2 separate regions of the Mus musculus genome follow, and region 1 is linked to region 2. Evidence: chromatin loops called from intact Hi-C (ENCODE). Cell type or tissue: left cerebral cortex. All regions are shown on one strand. Each heading gives the region's core, and the rest is flanking DNA. Links, peaks and the distances in the headings are about the cores only.

Evidence for each region. Peaks named below come from ENCODE experiments on the same cell type or tissue, not always from the same donor. Only the 100,000 strongest peaks of a DNase experiment are listed, where the experiment ranks them.
Region 1: a loop joins it to region 2, with 4 times the contacts of the local background. A loop is called at or near these places in 5 of 42 quality-filtered maps.

What each region holds. Positions count from the first base shown.
Region 1 is chr13:23,576,711-23,584,577 of GRCm38, reverse strand. H4c4 (H4 clustered histone 4) reads right to left here and starts at 3,010. Exons shown (of 1, transcript NM_175654.3): 1 at 2,609-3,010. The coding sequence starts at 2,976. The coding sequence ends at 2,665. It overlaps H2bc6 (H2B clustered histone 6), which reads left to right. Exons shown (of 2, transcript NM_001177653.1): 2 at 1-908. In left cerebral cortex, for the core only: no CTCF peak of the experiment used is centred there; a DNase peak (open chromatin) is centred at 3,049; H3K4me3 peaks cover 1,132 bases; H3K27ac peaks cover 1,435 bases.
Region 2 is chr13:23,756,220-23,764,086 of GRCm38, reverse strand. H4c2 (H4 clustered histone 2) reads right to left here and starts at 7,150. Exons shown (of 1, transcript NM_178193.2): 1 at 6,701-7,150. The coding sequence starts at 7,066. The coding sequence ends at 6,755. It overlaps H4c1 (H4 clustered histone 1), which reads left to right and starts at 2,838. Exons shown (of 1, transcript NM_178192.2): 1 at 2,838-3,292. The coding sequence starts at 2,930. The coding sequence ends at 3,241. H3c1 (H3 clustered histone 1) reads left to right here and starts at 1,701. Exons shown (of 1, transcript NM_013550.5): 1 at 1,701-2,202. The coding sequence starts at 1,734. The coding sequence ends at 2,144. It overlaps H1f1 (H1.1 linker histone, cluster member), which reads right to left and starts at 419. Exons shown (of 1, transcript NM_030609.3): 1 at 1-419. The coding sequence starts at 370. In left cerebral cortex, for the core only: a CTCF peak has its summit at 3,842; DNase peaks (open chromatin) are centred at 2,034 and 2,723; H3K4me3 peaks cover 2,129 bases; H3K27ac peaks cover 2,548 bases.

The sequences.
Region 1 (7,867 bases), core at 930-5,929, 180 kb after region 2:
GCAGGGAGGGACCCTGACTCAATCTTGTGAGAGAGAAAAAGTAGGAAGTAGAAGTATCAGGAAGTGCTGGGTGTTGGAAGTATCACAGGTATTGGGGATGGAACTAAAGGCCCAGTTCCAGAGCTAGTCTTGCCTCCATCCAGCCTCTACCATGGCTCCCTTCTGAAGCTGGGTAAAGTGCCTTTATGCAACATCCTTCCTAAGCTTTCAAAATAAATACAAAGAAACTATCCACTTTAAAGTAACAAAATTGCAACTGTACTCCAAGAGGCTACTCACTGTGTAAAGTGTTTTGCCACCAAAAATGAACACCTGAGTATGTCCCCTAGCACCTACAAAATAGGTCCTCTGACCTACAGACATCCCAGAGCAAATAGAACACACACACACAATGTGGGTTTTTTTTAACGGTTTTTTTTTTTTTAATTACAAGTCAACTTTACTCACAGTTACTTTAGAAACAATACTGAAACTTCCTTGTGAAGAGTTAAACCTTCATGGTAATATTTTGTTTCCCTTTGTTTTGTTTAGCTGTTTTCTTTGTAACAAGATTTCAGTCTGTAGCCCTGGCTACCCTGTAATTCAACTATGAAACCCAAACTAAAACTCTCTGCTTCACCCTTCTAAATATGCAATTATAGGTGTAGATCTCTACAACTTGTAGTGTTCCTCCTTTCTTGTTTGTGATTTGTTGGTTTGTTTGTTTCTTGGGACAAAGTATGAAACTCACTAAACCAAGCTGGCCTCATAGACTTCAGCCTGACTGTCTGCTGTGCACTGGCATGTGTACCTCCAAGCCTGCTGCTGTACTGTTCATTATTAAAGCATTCCTGATTGAACCTGCTGTGCACTGAAATGTGTACTCCCATGCCTGCTGTTGTGTTCCTTATTAAAGCATTCCTGATTGAGTGTGCTCAGAGCCTTTCAGCCATCCCCACTGATCTTCAAACCAGAATTGCAGTACAGTAGTACTCACTACCTCTCCATAAAGCCCAACCTCATGCCAGGCAGTGGTGGCACACACCTTTAATCTCAGCACTTAGCAGGCAGAGGCAGACAGATTTCTGAGTTCCAGGACAGCCTGCCAGGACAGCCAGGGCTACAAAGAGAAACCCTGTCTGAAAAACAAAACAAAACAAAAAGCCCACCCTCATACAGTTCCTCTCTGGTTATTGTTTTGTTTTTCAATCTTTTCCCACTGGTTGAAATTCCCCATGACACCTCCAGTTTCTGTTGTGTGCAAATTTTCTCTACCTAAGCTTCCTATTGAGGCTTGGCCAGCCTACAGAGAAGATTCTACTTTAAAATAGATAGAAAAACAAAAGAAAAGTGGATGTGAGTATTGACTGTTGAGCTTGTTGAAGGACATATCGATTGGTAAGTTACTTCTCCTCCAGCTAAATAAGCTGATTCAAGCCAGATTGGATTATATTAAAGGCAGGTTTATTGGGAAGCTGCTCTCAGAAGAATTCACTGGCCCCAAGGCCAGGGAAGTCACCATGGGCAGAGGTTGGAGGAAAGAAAGAGAGAAGGGGTATACACCAGGAGAGAAGAGAAGGGGAAATGTGGGAGGAAAGAAAAAGCAGAAAGACCAAAATGTCTGAATTACATAAGGAAGAGCCTCTGGGGGAAGGGCAGCCCATCCCCTGGGCTAGAAATTTCAGGGTTGGGGGCAGGGTGTGCCAGATAGGGACTGTGGGAAGCTGGGAGAACCTGGAGACCAGGTCCGCTTTGATATGTAAAATATGTTAACTTGTCCCAGGGTCTGAAGCTAAATACTGAAGATATTTACCCAAGTTTTTATTGACTACAAGGTCTGGGTCTTTTTTTTTTTTTTTTTTAATTCTTGGAGGGAAGGGCTGGAGGGACAGCTAAAGCATGTGCTCCGTGTGCCTGGTGGCCTGAGTTTAGTCCCTAAAGTGTATATAAAGGTAAGAAATATATAAACACAAATAAAAAAAATTTTTTAAGTTCTTAGCAGACACTGATGTTTCTTCTCTGGTGACTCTTTGGGAACAACTGATAATGCTGACGAAAGTTAATGAAGTCCTGGACCATATGAAGTTTTCCTTGAGGAATAGATAGAAGATTTACACGTCAATCTCTGGTGCTTATTTTACAGATTAGGAAGTTAGAGAAAGCTGGGTGTGGTGGACCACGATTTTAATCCCAGTACGTGGGAGGCAGAGGTAGGAAGATATCTGTGAGCCTGGTGTATAGAGTAAGTTCCAGGCCAGGGCTATTACACAGAATACATGGAAAGAATGAAAGGAGGGAGGGGAAGAAATTGTAGAAAGCTCCAGGTTAGAAAACTTGAACATAATTCAGTGTTCCTAGGTTTCCAAGGCCTGGATTGATTAGAGGGTTTGGTTTTGAGACAGGATAGCATCTATACCTTAAGGGACTTGGAAAAAAGGATCTTGACTGACCCTCAGCCCTCTCCTGAGAATGTCAGCATTAAAGAATGAGACAACAGGCCTGCTTTTAGGCTATCAATACTGAAGATAGACAGGTGGACCTGCCTAAACAGATACTATGTATCGAGCCAGTCCCAGCACCCACCCCATTCCAGAAAACCACCTAAGAGCAGCTCCTTTAAGTGAGAAGGTAGTGGCCCTGAAAAGGGCCTTTGGTTTTTGGGTGAAGAAAAATAAATGAGTACGTTTAGCCGCCGAATCCGTAGAGGGTGCGACCCTGGCGCTTGAGCGCGTAGACAACGTCCATGGCGGTGACGGTCTTGCGCTTGGCGTGCTCCGTGTAGGTGACGGCGTCGCGGATCACGTTCTCCAGGAACACCTTCAGCACACCACGGGTCTCCTCGTAGATGAGGCCGGAGATGCGCTTCACTCCTCCGCGCCGGGCCAGGCGGCGGATGGCGGGCTTGGTGATGCCCTGGATGTTGTCGCGCAGAACTTTGCGGTGGCGCTTAGCACCACCCTTACCAAGACCCTTGCCGCCTTTCCCGCGTCCAGACATGTTAGCAAACTAGGAAGGAAGCTCACTAGCCAGTGACTGTAACAAGCGGCCTTCCTGGCTTTTATAATACCAATGCGGACCTGTTTGAAAACCTGAAGGGAAGGGGGCGTGAACCATGGTCAATTCCCGCCCTTCTGGCGTTTATCCTATGAAAAGGCTGAGGAGACAAGGCGGGTCCTAAGACAAGAGCAGAGCCAGCAGTTGAAAATTCAACACATTGCCCTCAAGAGTGACAATTTATGTATTGTGAAAAAAGAAATTTGTCTTTTATCAGACCAAATAGAAAGTAATGTTATTAGTCTCGTGAACCTATAAATCGGGACACCCCCCGTATTATTTCAGATATTTACATTACAATTCATAACAGTATCAAAATTACAGTTAAGCAGCAGTGAAATAACTTTATGGGTGAGGGTAACCACAACATGAGGTGCTGTAGTAAAGGGTCCCAGCATCAGGAAGGTTTAGGACCACTGAATCCAAGGTTTTAAGTACAATTTTAAGAACACTTACTATTTCCTGTTCTGAGACTTTTTATTGACTTAGGTACGTATGCCTAAGAATCTGAACTTTTTTTTTTTAGCATTCAGGCTGACCAGGGGGAAGTAAAACCTCAAAATGTTACAGGACTGTAGCGCTGAAAGATTAGAAGATGTAAAGGATATGCATCCCAAAGGTGTGGGCCTTCTGCTTGAATTACACATAGACATCAGGAGCTCTGGGAACAGGGATGGGGGAAAGGGGCTGCTCTTTATGTTTACTATGCTTTCACTGAATCTCAGGATTTCTTGCATGTATGTTTTTTAGTTAATAAACATTGCACAGAAAATCTATTATCCTTAGCACATCATAGTTATATGTACCTCAAAATATCATGCATGCACCCCCACCTCACACTGACAGTTCTTAGTCAAAGGATTTGGTGGTTTCATGTACTAATGAAGAGTCACACACTAATATCTAACCAAATACTTCCATAAAATGCTAATACAGTAAATACTCATGCTGTATTGTTTTCCACATCTGCATTACTCTTCTAGAAAGGAAAAGAACAGTTTCTTCTGCTCTGTGAATGAGTGGATGACCCAAAGCAATGTTTTAGAATCACTCTTCAAGAAGAGCGCCACAGAATTCAAAGACTCTGAGTTTCTGGAGATTCATAGAGAAACATTAAAACTGCATGTGAATATTTACTGGGTGAAGTGCTTGATGCATATAAAAACCCTGGGTTTGATCTTGGGGACTACAATGGGCTGGTGGCAATGCACTGTTGTAATTCCAGCACTGCATAGGATGGTTGAAGCAGGAAGGTCAGGTATAGATAATTCTCAGGAACATAGTGAGTTTGAGGATAGGCTGAGCTATATAAGCTTTTGTTGGTGGATGGGGATGGGGGAGGAGTGGACTCCATGCTTGTAGAAATGAAATTGTGTTCCTTAAAATGATCTATTAGAGATGTCCAAGAGTTTGGAAATGACTATTTTTGTCTTTCAATTATTCTTACAGGTTTTTTATAGAGAAATAAATAGCAAACATAATTTTAGTCCTCTTAGGGGTAGATGTGAAACCTTACAGAGATTAAATCAAGTCTGTGTCTTTAATAATGGGGATATGTTTTTAAGGTCATGGGCCAATAACCTCTGTGTAAAACTAGATATTCCTCTTAAATCAGCTTTGAAATCTTTCAAACTAGACCCGAGAGCACTGGAGGCACAGTCCTTACTGAACCCTCCTTCCACTCTGCTTTGCAAGGTATGAGGGTGCCATCCTAATTTAATTGTCACATCCATATGCCTTATGAGTATATGGATCTTTTAATGTCTACTCCTATCATTGAAACGTGTTGTTCTTTCTTCTGTATTGGTAAATCTCCCAAACATGAAAGATTATAGGAATTTTCATAATCCTTCATTTTCTCATGAGCAGAATTATCATACCTGACATGAATTATCTACCTAGGTCAATACAAGTAGATTTCCCAAAGATCCCACATTTTTCTGTCCAAGAACAAAAAGTTGAACAGAGATACACAGTTGCATTAAAAGTCAGAATAGTTTTTTAAGGAGTATACATTCAAGGAAGGAAGCCACCCAGAGCAAAAAGTTGACTATCCAAAGAAATGAGGTTTTGTCTCTCATAAATAGCTCCAGGATCATCTGAATAGCAGGGGCTTTCTCACTGTGCCATTACATATTTATTGGTTTACAGTTTCCTACAGTTCAGTCTCACTGGTATTCCCAATCTCCCAAGTGATAAATTTTTGAGGCCATCTTCAGACTTTACAGAATCATTCTCCTCCGAGTGACAAATAACAATCTTTTTTTCCATATGCTAAATTTTCATCCTTGGGGGGGACAGGGTCTTCTCAGCTTCACTCTCCACTCTACCTCCTGTCCCAGTACAATCACAACTGGTGGGAAGCCTAAATAATGACAGATAAACATGAATTTTCTGAAAAACACACCAAATGTGATGGCTTGCATTTGGTGATAAAAACAAGAATGGAAGAGCCATGTTAGAAAAGGGTGGCACCATTACTGTTTTCCATACAAAAAAAGGAAAATCCAGTAAGGTCCAAATATGACCACAGAAAATGGAGTAGCAAAGCCTTTCTGACAACGGGAAGAGTACATTGGTCTATGGAATCCCAGCTACTCTCTGGAGATGACTGTTAAATGCATTTCTTGTTTTCTTTGAGAGAGAGAGAGAGAGAAAGGAGGGAGGGAGGGAGGGAGGGAGGAAGGAAGGAAGGGAGGGAGGAAAGAAAAAAAGAAAGAAAGAAAGAAAGAAAGAAAGAGAGAGAGAGAAAGAAAGAAAGAAAGAAAGAAAGAAAGAAAGAAAAAAAAAGAGAGAGAGGAGGGAGGGACTGAGGGAAGAAAACAGAGAAGAGAAGAGAGGAGAGGAGAGGAGAGGAGAGGAGAGGAGAGGAGAGGAGAGAAGAGGAGAGGGAGGGAGGAAGGAAGGAAGGAAGGAAGGAAGGAAGGGAGGGAGGAAAGAAAAAAAGAAAGAAAGAAAGAAAGAAAGAAAGAGAGAGAGAGAGAGAGAAAGAAAGAAAGAAAGAAAGAAAGAAAGAAAGAAAGAAAGAAAGAAAGAAAAAGAGAGAGAGGAGGGAGGGACTGAGGGAAGAAAACAGAGAAGAGAAGAGAGGAGAGGAGAAGAGAGGAGAGGAGAGGAGAGGAGAGGAGAGGAGAGGAGAGAAGAGGAGAGGGAGGGAGAAAGGAAGGAAGGAAGGAAGGAAAGATTTTGAATGTAGAAAATATTCAACTTAAAAAAAAAAAAAAAAAGAAGAAAAGAAAGATTTTGAACTTGGGAAATCCGAAAGTAAAGCCAACCTCCAAATAGTCAACCAAAATCCGTTAAAATAATTAGTCTGATCCAATAGAATTTTCTGATCAGAAAGTGATGGGTATCCGTTACTGAGATGCCTGTGGTAAATTATCAAAAAAGCACACTTGTTAAAATACAAAGCAGACCTTTGTTTCTTAAAGTAAATCTCAATGGAAAACCAAGTAGTTGCTTAGAGTCTACAAACTGTAGAATGTGTGATTTACTAGAGAGCTCACAATTTAAAACATAAGCAGACATCCAGGCATGTTGGTGCACACTTTTGATCACACTGAGGAGACAGAGGAAGAAGGATCTCTGTGAGTTTGAGGCCAGCCTGGTATACAAAGCAAGTTCAGCACAGCCTGGACTATTACACAAGGAAACCCTGTGTCAGAAAAAACAAAGCACAAAACAAAACAAAACAGATTGATAGATAGATAGAATAAGATACATATGCATGTATGTATAATATATACATATATATGGATAGAATTTTTTTAGACATTATGTTGCCTCTCAACTCTCCGAAAGACTCAAAGTCTTTGATGAAGGCTATATTAGTTTGTATTGTATTTTACAATGACCAATATAAATTTGTGGAAGAAAGGGTTTATTTGACCAACATTTCCCCATCATAATCCCTCATTGAGAGAAGTCATGGCAGAAATTCAAGACAGGAATTTGGAGACAGAACTAGAATCAGAGATCGTGGAGGAAAGCTGCTAATAGTTTGTTCAGGGTAAACACAGGGCCATGTGCCAGAGAGAAGCACCTCTCATGAACTGTGCTGTTACACGCCAGTCATCAAGACAATGTCTTACAGACTGGCCTACAATGTATTCTGATAAAAGTATTTCTTTAGATGAGCTTCCTTCCCCTCAAGTGACCTTAGTGTGAGTCAAGTGTGGACAAAATATATCCAGCACAATGTTTTGGGGCTCTTTGATTAAACACTGGAGCAAGACATATGAAACTCCTGAAGCTGTGGCAATCCAGAGTAAAAATTAACATTGTCCTTCCTCAGGATTTTCATTCCTCCTTTGCATATTTATTTTTATTTGTGCATAGTCATGTCTGTGTTTGGTAGATATATACACAAGATTTGCAGGTCTCATGGGAGACCAGAGGCACAGGATCCCCCAGGAAATATAAGCAACTACTATGGCTCCCGGGGCACGGAAACACACAAGAGTTCCCTGCAAGAGAAGAAAGTGCTCTTAGAAAGTGACTTTTCTATCCTTTTCTTTCTTTCCTTTTTTTTTTAAAGACAACGTTACTAATCCAGATAAAATCTAAACTTGTTTGTATCCCAGATTAGTCTCCAACTTCCTATTTCCTTGCCTCACCATACGAGTACAGGAATGGTGAAGTGTTAAGTCCCCTCCCGCACGATTGTGGTTATCCTGAGTTAACCTATTTCAGAATTAAGACATTGTACCTGAGAGCACACAGAGGAATGTGGTACCCATCCGAAAGCAGTGTTCCTTAATCCTGGCTTGCTTGACCTCTTGACTTAGATTGGGCCAGTTAGCTCCAGCTCTGATTACCGCCAAGGCCTGCAGAG
Region 2 (7,867 bases), core at 1,920-6,919:
CTGACACCTTGGTGGTGATGGCCTTGGACTCAGCCTTCTTGTTCAGCTTAAAAGAGCCAGCAGCGCCGGTGCCCTTGGTCTGCACCAGTGTGCCTTTATTCACCAGGCTTTTCAGCCCCAGTTTGATGCGGCTGTTGTTCTTCTCCACATCGTATCCCGCCGCAGCCAGCGACTTCTTGAGCGCGGCCAAGGACACGCCACTGCGCTCTTTGGAAGAAGAAACTGCCTGCACGATGAGCTCCGACACCGAAGGTCCCGCGGGCTTCTTCCGAGGAGCGGCAGCTTTTGCCGGCTTCTTGGTCTTCTTTGCAGCAGCAGGTTTCTCCGTGGCAGTAGAAGCAGCCTGAGCGACTGGCGCCGTCTCCGACATGGTTGCTGATGAATAAACAACAGCTATACCCAAGACGAAGAAAAGAAGTAGAAAGACAAGGCCCCTGCACGGAGTATTTATAGAGCAGTGCTGTGCTGTGATTGGTGAATGCTAACGCCCGCCCCCTGGACCCTAAGGCCCCGCCTCCCGTGCGCCTGTCTGCCTGCAAGATTTCAGAAACTAACTCCTTTGCGATTCCACCGACCTAGCTTCGTGTTTTTGCAGGTAGAGGAGGCGGCCTCAAAACTTCTCCGGCTGGCTGCTTGAGGTGGAATTTCAACCACAGCAGATTCTCCTTGTACTCTCCTGTTTTATCATCAGAAAGTGGTAGATGCCTATCAAAAAGGAGCTCAACTAGTGAAAGGTGGCTGTAAATTAGTCAATTAAAACCCAGAAAGCCAGCTTGTGGGCCTTCTCTGCGGGTTTCAGTATTGATTCTTGGCAGTAATGGGAGCAATGTATCGTTACTTTATATTTTAGTTATGCAAGAGGCTTAGTGTTCTTTTAAGGAGTGTCAGCTTGCGACAGTGATTTCATATTGTGAGCCAGTAGTGGCTCAAATAAAAAGAGAAAAGGCAGGACACGACTTTTCCCAGGATATGCAAGTACACAATAGCTCTGGGAAAGTCTTGCCCATTTTTTTTTTTAAAGAATTTAAAAGTGCAATCCTAACATGGTATGACGATTTCTATAGTTTATAGTTAAAAAATTGTTTTCGAACGTATCAGTGATATCTGGCCAAAAATGCGTGAAAGTATTTTGAAAATTCAAGCTCCAAATGCAAGAACTCAAAGCATCCATACAAGTACAGCCATTTAATGAAGAAATGCTCAGAATAACCCGAGTCAGACGTCTGTACTTTTACTCCCATGTTTCTCTCCATTTCTTTACAGTGTGGGTTGCAACAAAATGGAGACTTTCCACGCAAATGAAGAGTTCTAAATCTGCTGTTTTAGTGGCTATTTACGAAAGGCAGTAAACCAATCAAAAGGTAGAATCTGGCCTACTCTCCTTCAATGTAGAAGTCACATTGTTACATTTCAATAATGAAGATAACAAGATTGTTCTCTATTCTTCAATGCCACTAAGTCCAAGCTGCAATGTGTTTGGAAGCAGATGTGCTGTAGAAGATAACAGTCACTGGAATTTTATTCCATTTACTTTAAAACACACACATACAAAAATAAGTACCGCGGCAGACTACCTTAGCCTCAACTGCAGTTCTTAAACATAAACCAATCAGAGTCTTAAACGTCACAGATAACCAGTATTTTCATCCAATCACTATCCTTTGCATACTATAAATAGTAGTTCTGAACTCACCATCTCCAAGTGCTCACCAGCTTGCTTTCTAGTTTTTGCTATGGCTCGTACTAAGCAGACCGCTCGCAAGTCCACCGGCGGCAAGGCCCCGCGCAAGCAGCTAGCCACCAAAGCCGCCCGCAAGAGCGCCCCGGCCACCGGCGGCGTGAAGAAGCCTCACCGCTACCGTCCCGGCACCGTGGCGCTGCGCGAGATCCGGCGCTACCAGAAGTCGACCGAGCTGCTGATCCGCAAGCTGCCGTTCCAGCGCCTGGTGCGCGAGATCGCGCAGGACTTCAAGACCGACCTGCGCTTCCAGAGCTCGGCCGTCATGGCTCTGCAGGAGGCCTGTGAGGCCTACCTTGTGGGTCTGTTTGAGGACACCAACCTGTGCGCCATCCACGCCAAGCGTGTCACCATCATGCCCAAGGACATCCAACTGGCCCGCCGCATCCGCGGGGAGAGGGCGTAATTGTACAGTTCCGTACAGTTCTACGGAATTAACCAAAGGCTCTTTTCAGAGCCACACACGATTTCAAGTAAAATGGCTGTAATTTACTCCATCCTTAAACGAACCTATATATTCCCTAGTGTCTATAACGGTGGATATTCCCCAAAACTTGAGTTTATAACAGCCCAAAGTTGATATCAAGTACAAAATAGGTCAACTGATTGTCTGGTTTTACCCGTGGAATATGCGTAAAGTGTACAGGTCGGATCTCTGACGTGACCTACTCGCAGGCTTTCGGTCCTTATAGGGCTCCGATCCAGAGAGGGGTCTGTGATGTCACTTTTCCCGCCGTCCGGCTTTCGGGGCGGGGCTGATGGGCGAGATATGTGACATCACTTTCCCGCCGGCGCGCTTTCTGGTCGTGACTGAGGGGCGGAATTTGTGAAGTCACTTTCCCGCCGGCGGGCTTTTGCGTCTTTCCCGGCATGGCTGAGAGGAGGGATCAGTGATGTCGCTTTCCCGCCGGCGCGCTTTCGGGTCTTGGCTGAGGGGCGGGGTTTGTGATGTCATTTTCCCGCCGGCGCGCTTTCGGGGCATGGTTGATGGGAGGGATTTGTGACGTCACTTTCCCGCCCGGGCGCTTTCGGTTCTTTCCCGCCAGGTCTTATTGGCGGGGTTTATGACGTCACCGTCCGGCGGGCGGGTTTTCGTTTGTGTGATTCTGTTGGGGGTGGGAGATCAAGGCCAAGCAGCTATATAAAGGACCGACTCTCAGCTCTGACTCCATTTTCCATTCTTCCTAAGACATGTCGGGTCGCGGCAAGGGAGGAAAAGGCCTGGGCAAAGGCGGCGCTAAGCGCCACCGTAAGGTTCTCCGCGATAACATCCAGGGCATCACCAAGCCCGCCATCCGCCGCCTGGCCCGGCGCGGGGGAGTGAAGCGCATCTCCGGCCTCATCTACGAGGAGACCCGCGGTGTGCTGAAGGTGTTCCTGGAGAACGTGATCCGCGACGCCGTCACCTACACGGAGCACGCCAAGCGCAAGACCGTCACCGCCATGGACGTGGTCTACGCGCTCAAGCGCCAGGGCCGCACCCTCTACGGATTCGGCGGCTAAGACTTTTTTAATTTGTATTTTCTAACCAAAGGCCCTTCTCAGGGCCGCCCACATTCCCTGAAAAAGCGCTGTAATACTGAACCACCTAACAGCTTGGGCATCTCAGAATATAGAGAAATTGAGTAAATAAACCTTGAGTGCCTTTGGAGAATTGTAAGGTCAAGTTTGCACCATTTTCTTGGAAAAGAAATACTGCCTTATTAAGTGTGCGCAGCTAAACTCTGTTCCTTGAGGAAAGCCTGAGTGAGGGATAGGAAAGCAGTTAAGCATGGTTCTCATCTAACCACATTAAAAACGTCTGTAAGTCCGGGCGGGGTTCAAGTAAAGTCCATGTAAGGCAGAACTAAACATTCCTCATAATTCTCAACCATTTGCCCTGAGATGTGGCCTTTTTGCCAACAATGCAATGGCAAAAATTGTTTTTTGTTTTGTTTTGTTTCTCTTTCTCAGAACAGGCAGAGTCCCAGCGGATTCATGTCTTAACATGGTGATTACACAACTAAGATAAATGGCATTGTATTTGAGAACTCTAATGCCGTGTAAGTATAGTAGCTTCCATTTCATGACCCCCTTTACAGCTTCACCCCGTGGCCAAGGTTGGTAAAGGCAGGGGTGTTCTTGGAATAGCTTCCTGTAGTCTGATTTTTGTTAATGTGATTGGCCAGTGTAGGCAGATTGAGGAAAGCTGCTACAATTTTGGGGTGAAGCAGTGACAGTTTGAGAGCACAGGTGAAGGGGATGTGAGCTCACTTTGTGACTGAAAATAGGAAAATAACTTTTCCTGCAATGAATGGCCTAGACAACTTGATCCTTCACCCAAGTTCTAGCATTACTGTTTACCACCACACCCAGCTTGCTGGCACTTTTTTGCCTTCCTCCTCCATCTTCATCTTCTTGTGGTTTTGTTGTCTATGTATTTTTTCTTTCGATTGTCTTTATTTTAGTCATCATTTAAAAAGGAGAGTTTTGAACCTCATCCTGTCGCTATTAGCTAGGTCTAAGTATCTCTCCTTGATTTGGGAATTCCTGTTTTCCAACCGTGAATTTCTGGTAGAAAAATGAACTATTCAGCATAGCTTCATCTTAAACTAATGCATATAATTCATGGATAATACATCCTGGAAAGTTTCAGGAGGAGAGCAGACAGAAGAACAAGAAAATGTGATCTCTCTTGATGGTGATTGATCATTTTATCCCTCCTCTAAATTCCTTTGGGAGGTATTTCTTTGCTATTAGGTAATGTGCCAGCCGCTCCCTGAGGCCAGCAGAAAACAATGGATTCTCATGAGCAGTAAATGTCATGTAGATGCAGATCTTGGATCGCAGTAATCACGTGGGCCTTTAAGGTGGCTTGGCCTTTTTCCAAAATATTCCTAACATATATATCTCCTTGGTGGACCTCTACTGTGGATAGGAACCTCTCACTTTTCCTTACATTACCAATTGTCATTCCTAATTGAGGAATTAATTATGGCAGCACCATAGTGTGGCTTTTGCCTGGGGATGTGCATAAAATGATTCATGATGTATATTCACTTTAAAAACCCTTCATATAGGTCATGAATTTAAGATGAGACTGGGCTACATAGTAAGTTCCAGGCTAACATGATTTATATACCAAGACAAAAGAACTCAGTGACATGATTTATCTGATAAAGTTGCTGCCAAGCTTGAAGACCTGAATTTAAGCTCTTGGAGCTAGAAGGAGAGACTCAATTTTCCTAAGTTATCCTCTGATACCCACACGTATGCTTTCGTATGTGTACACTAACACACACACAAGATCACAAAATAATTTTTTAAATGTAAAATTTAAAAGATAAAAGAAGAGTGAACAGATGGTTCGGTGGTTAAGAGCACTGGCTGCTCTTCCAGAGGACCTACATTTGATTCCTAGCACCCGCACCCGCACCCGCACCCACATGGTGTCTCAAAATCTCTTGTAACTGCAGTCCCAGGAGTCCCAGTTCCCACTGCTGGTCTCTGAGTACCAATCATAAAAGAGGCACAGAAATACATGTAGGCAAACCATCTAAAACAATAATATTAAAAAAAGTCAAGTATAACTAGTAAAATGTCATGGAACACTCCCAAAGCAAACTACAGTACTTGGAAGAATCTGAATTTGTGTTCCTAGGCCATGAGCATTCATATTTAGCTCTCAAGTAAAACATCTCTTAATTCTATTTGAAATGAGAACTGTGTTTTTTAAGGCAGCACTATTTATTGTGACTAGTATGGTAACTCAGAATTACTTGAGCAAAATTCTAATTCTGCTGGGATGTTGAGTGGCAAGAAGCAGACACTGTTATAGATTTTGACACTGCAGCAAGATGGTTGGTTCTAGCATCTCAAGCAGGCCATGGAGTTATATTTGAACATAAACTATTTTACAGTACCTATGCGTTATAGCAGGAAGAAAAGTGTTTTAACAAAGAGGCTACAGAAAAGAGAGTTAATCACAAATGCCTGAATAGTTCTACCCTGTGCTATTAACAACAATTGTGTATTTTTTTTAGTGTTCCATTGTTAACAAGATGCAGTTCTAGGGCTGATGAAAGGGTCCAAGAACTAAGAGTATATAACACATACTGGCATATACTATCATTTCTGAGTCTCTGAATGGCACAGAACATATGCTGACTTCTGCATCCATTTCTGGAGTACTGGGATGACAGCTGTTGGTCAGTGTGTAGTGTGTTGGCTAAAACTTCGTTTTGGATGTAAATCAGTTTGTTTCTTCACGCTACAAATGTTACACTACATTGTGTTTTATGCCATTAATCTCATTTAGTTTCACTATTTAGTCGACTGTCAAAATTCATGGGAACAGAATTAAAGACCCATACCACTATATGAAAATGTTGAAGCCCTGTACATGGTGTCAGTGGTATATACAAAATAACCTGTATTACACATCCTTACATTTTATATTATCCTGGCATTACCTGTAGTAATTAATACGATGTAGATTTTATGTCAATATTTGTTTTAATGAACTGTTTGAAAGGGCTGGTCAAGAAAACATCATGTGTATCAAAGCTTCACTCTTTACTCAATTGTTTTTACCTCCAGGACCCGATGAGCCTGTTTCTTTAGTAAATTCTCATCTGGATGGTTACCTTTGTTCACCTACCCAAGGTTATTTTCAGGCGGTGGTAATGAGTCGTTGAACCTAGAGGTTCTAACACCTTTCCCCAAAATTCCAGGTTTTCAAGACTGTTTAACCGTCCTTGAACCAATCCTGAGAAAAGAGCCTTGAAGTGTCCTACTTTTAACAATTTGTACAAGGTGAGGCTGTACTTTGTGCACAAATTCAGCCTGGAGGGGTGGGGGTGGGGAATCTCAACTATGCTGACTATCCACAGCCTGAGTTAAAGCTGAAGCTATTAGTGAGGGCCGCTGCCAGTGTGGGGGAAGGGTGAGGGAGCAAAATGCACAGCTTTTTAAGGAATTCAGTGAGTGGTCCTGAAAAGGACCTTTTGTAACAGTTAAGAAAATCGCTTTAGTCCCTTAACCCCCGAATCCGTAGAGGGTGCGGCCCTGGCGCTTGAGCGCGTAGACCACGTCCATGGCGGTGACGGTCTTGCGCTTGGCGTGCTCCGTGTAGGTGACGGCGTCGCGGATCACGTTCTCCAGGAACACCTTCAGCACACCGCGGGTCTCCTCGTAGATGAGGCCGGAGATGCGCTTCACTCCCCCGCGCCGGGCCAGGCGGCGGATGGCGGGCTTGGTGATGCCCTGGATGTTGTCGCGCAGCACTTTGCGATGGCGCTTAGCGCCACCTTTGCCCAGGCCTTTTCCTCCCTTGCCGCGACCAGACATAGTTAAATTCTTACAAGCTTTCAGTAGGAAGCTGGTGAACTAAGAATTCGCTGTGTTATTATAGGCTCTTATCGGACCTGGTTGAGAACTTCAAGTGGGCGGGGACCAAAGGCTTCTTTTGCTCAGCCCATTTCAGGGCGGTGACTCTGGAGTACTGTATAGGGCACATGCAGACATGGAGTCTCTCAGGTTTCCCCAGATTTGAGTATACTGCTTTTATTATATGTTATATTGTTCTATAAGGATTTTAGCAAGGAGTTACATTTTTATGGACCAGTACCTGGAGGATTAAAACAAATACCCCTGTAAAGTATTTAGGTTTAAAACATCTTTTTAAAAAATTCAACAGGTGCCAAAAGACCATGTGATTATTGTTTCTTAAAACCTAAAAATTCAAATGTGAAAGATACTTTTAAAAATAAATTACAAGAGAATTTTTTTAATAGAAATTGAAATAGAATCGGTATAAGTAGAATTTATTAAAATTCTACTTGTCAACATAGGTCAAGCCCCTTTGCCTAGTCATATAGATGCACTTGGCTATTCCCTGTCTGGAATCCATTCATTGCTGGTTTGGATTGCTATATTTTTTATTAGAGCGGGAAAACTGCATGATGCTTGTATTCTATTTTGCCACCCCTACACAGTGTATGCTCTCGTTCAAAGTAATGAATTCAGAGATATTGGAACTGGTCATTTTCCTGTTCCCCCTTTATACTTATAAAACTTGTCTGATAATGGTGCCCACAGTTTGTTTGCTTGGGTACTACATTAGAAGAGATTGTTTCAAAGAAGTACTAC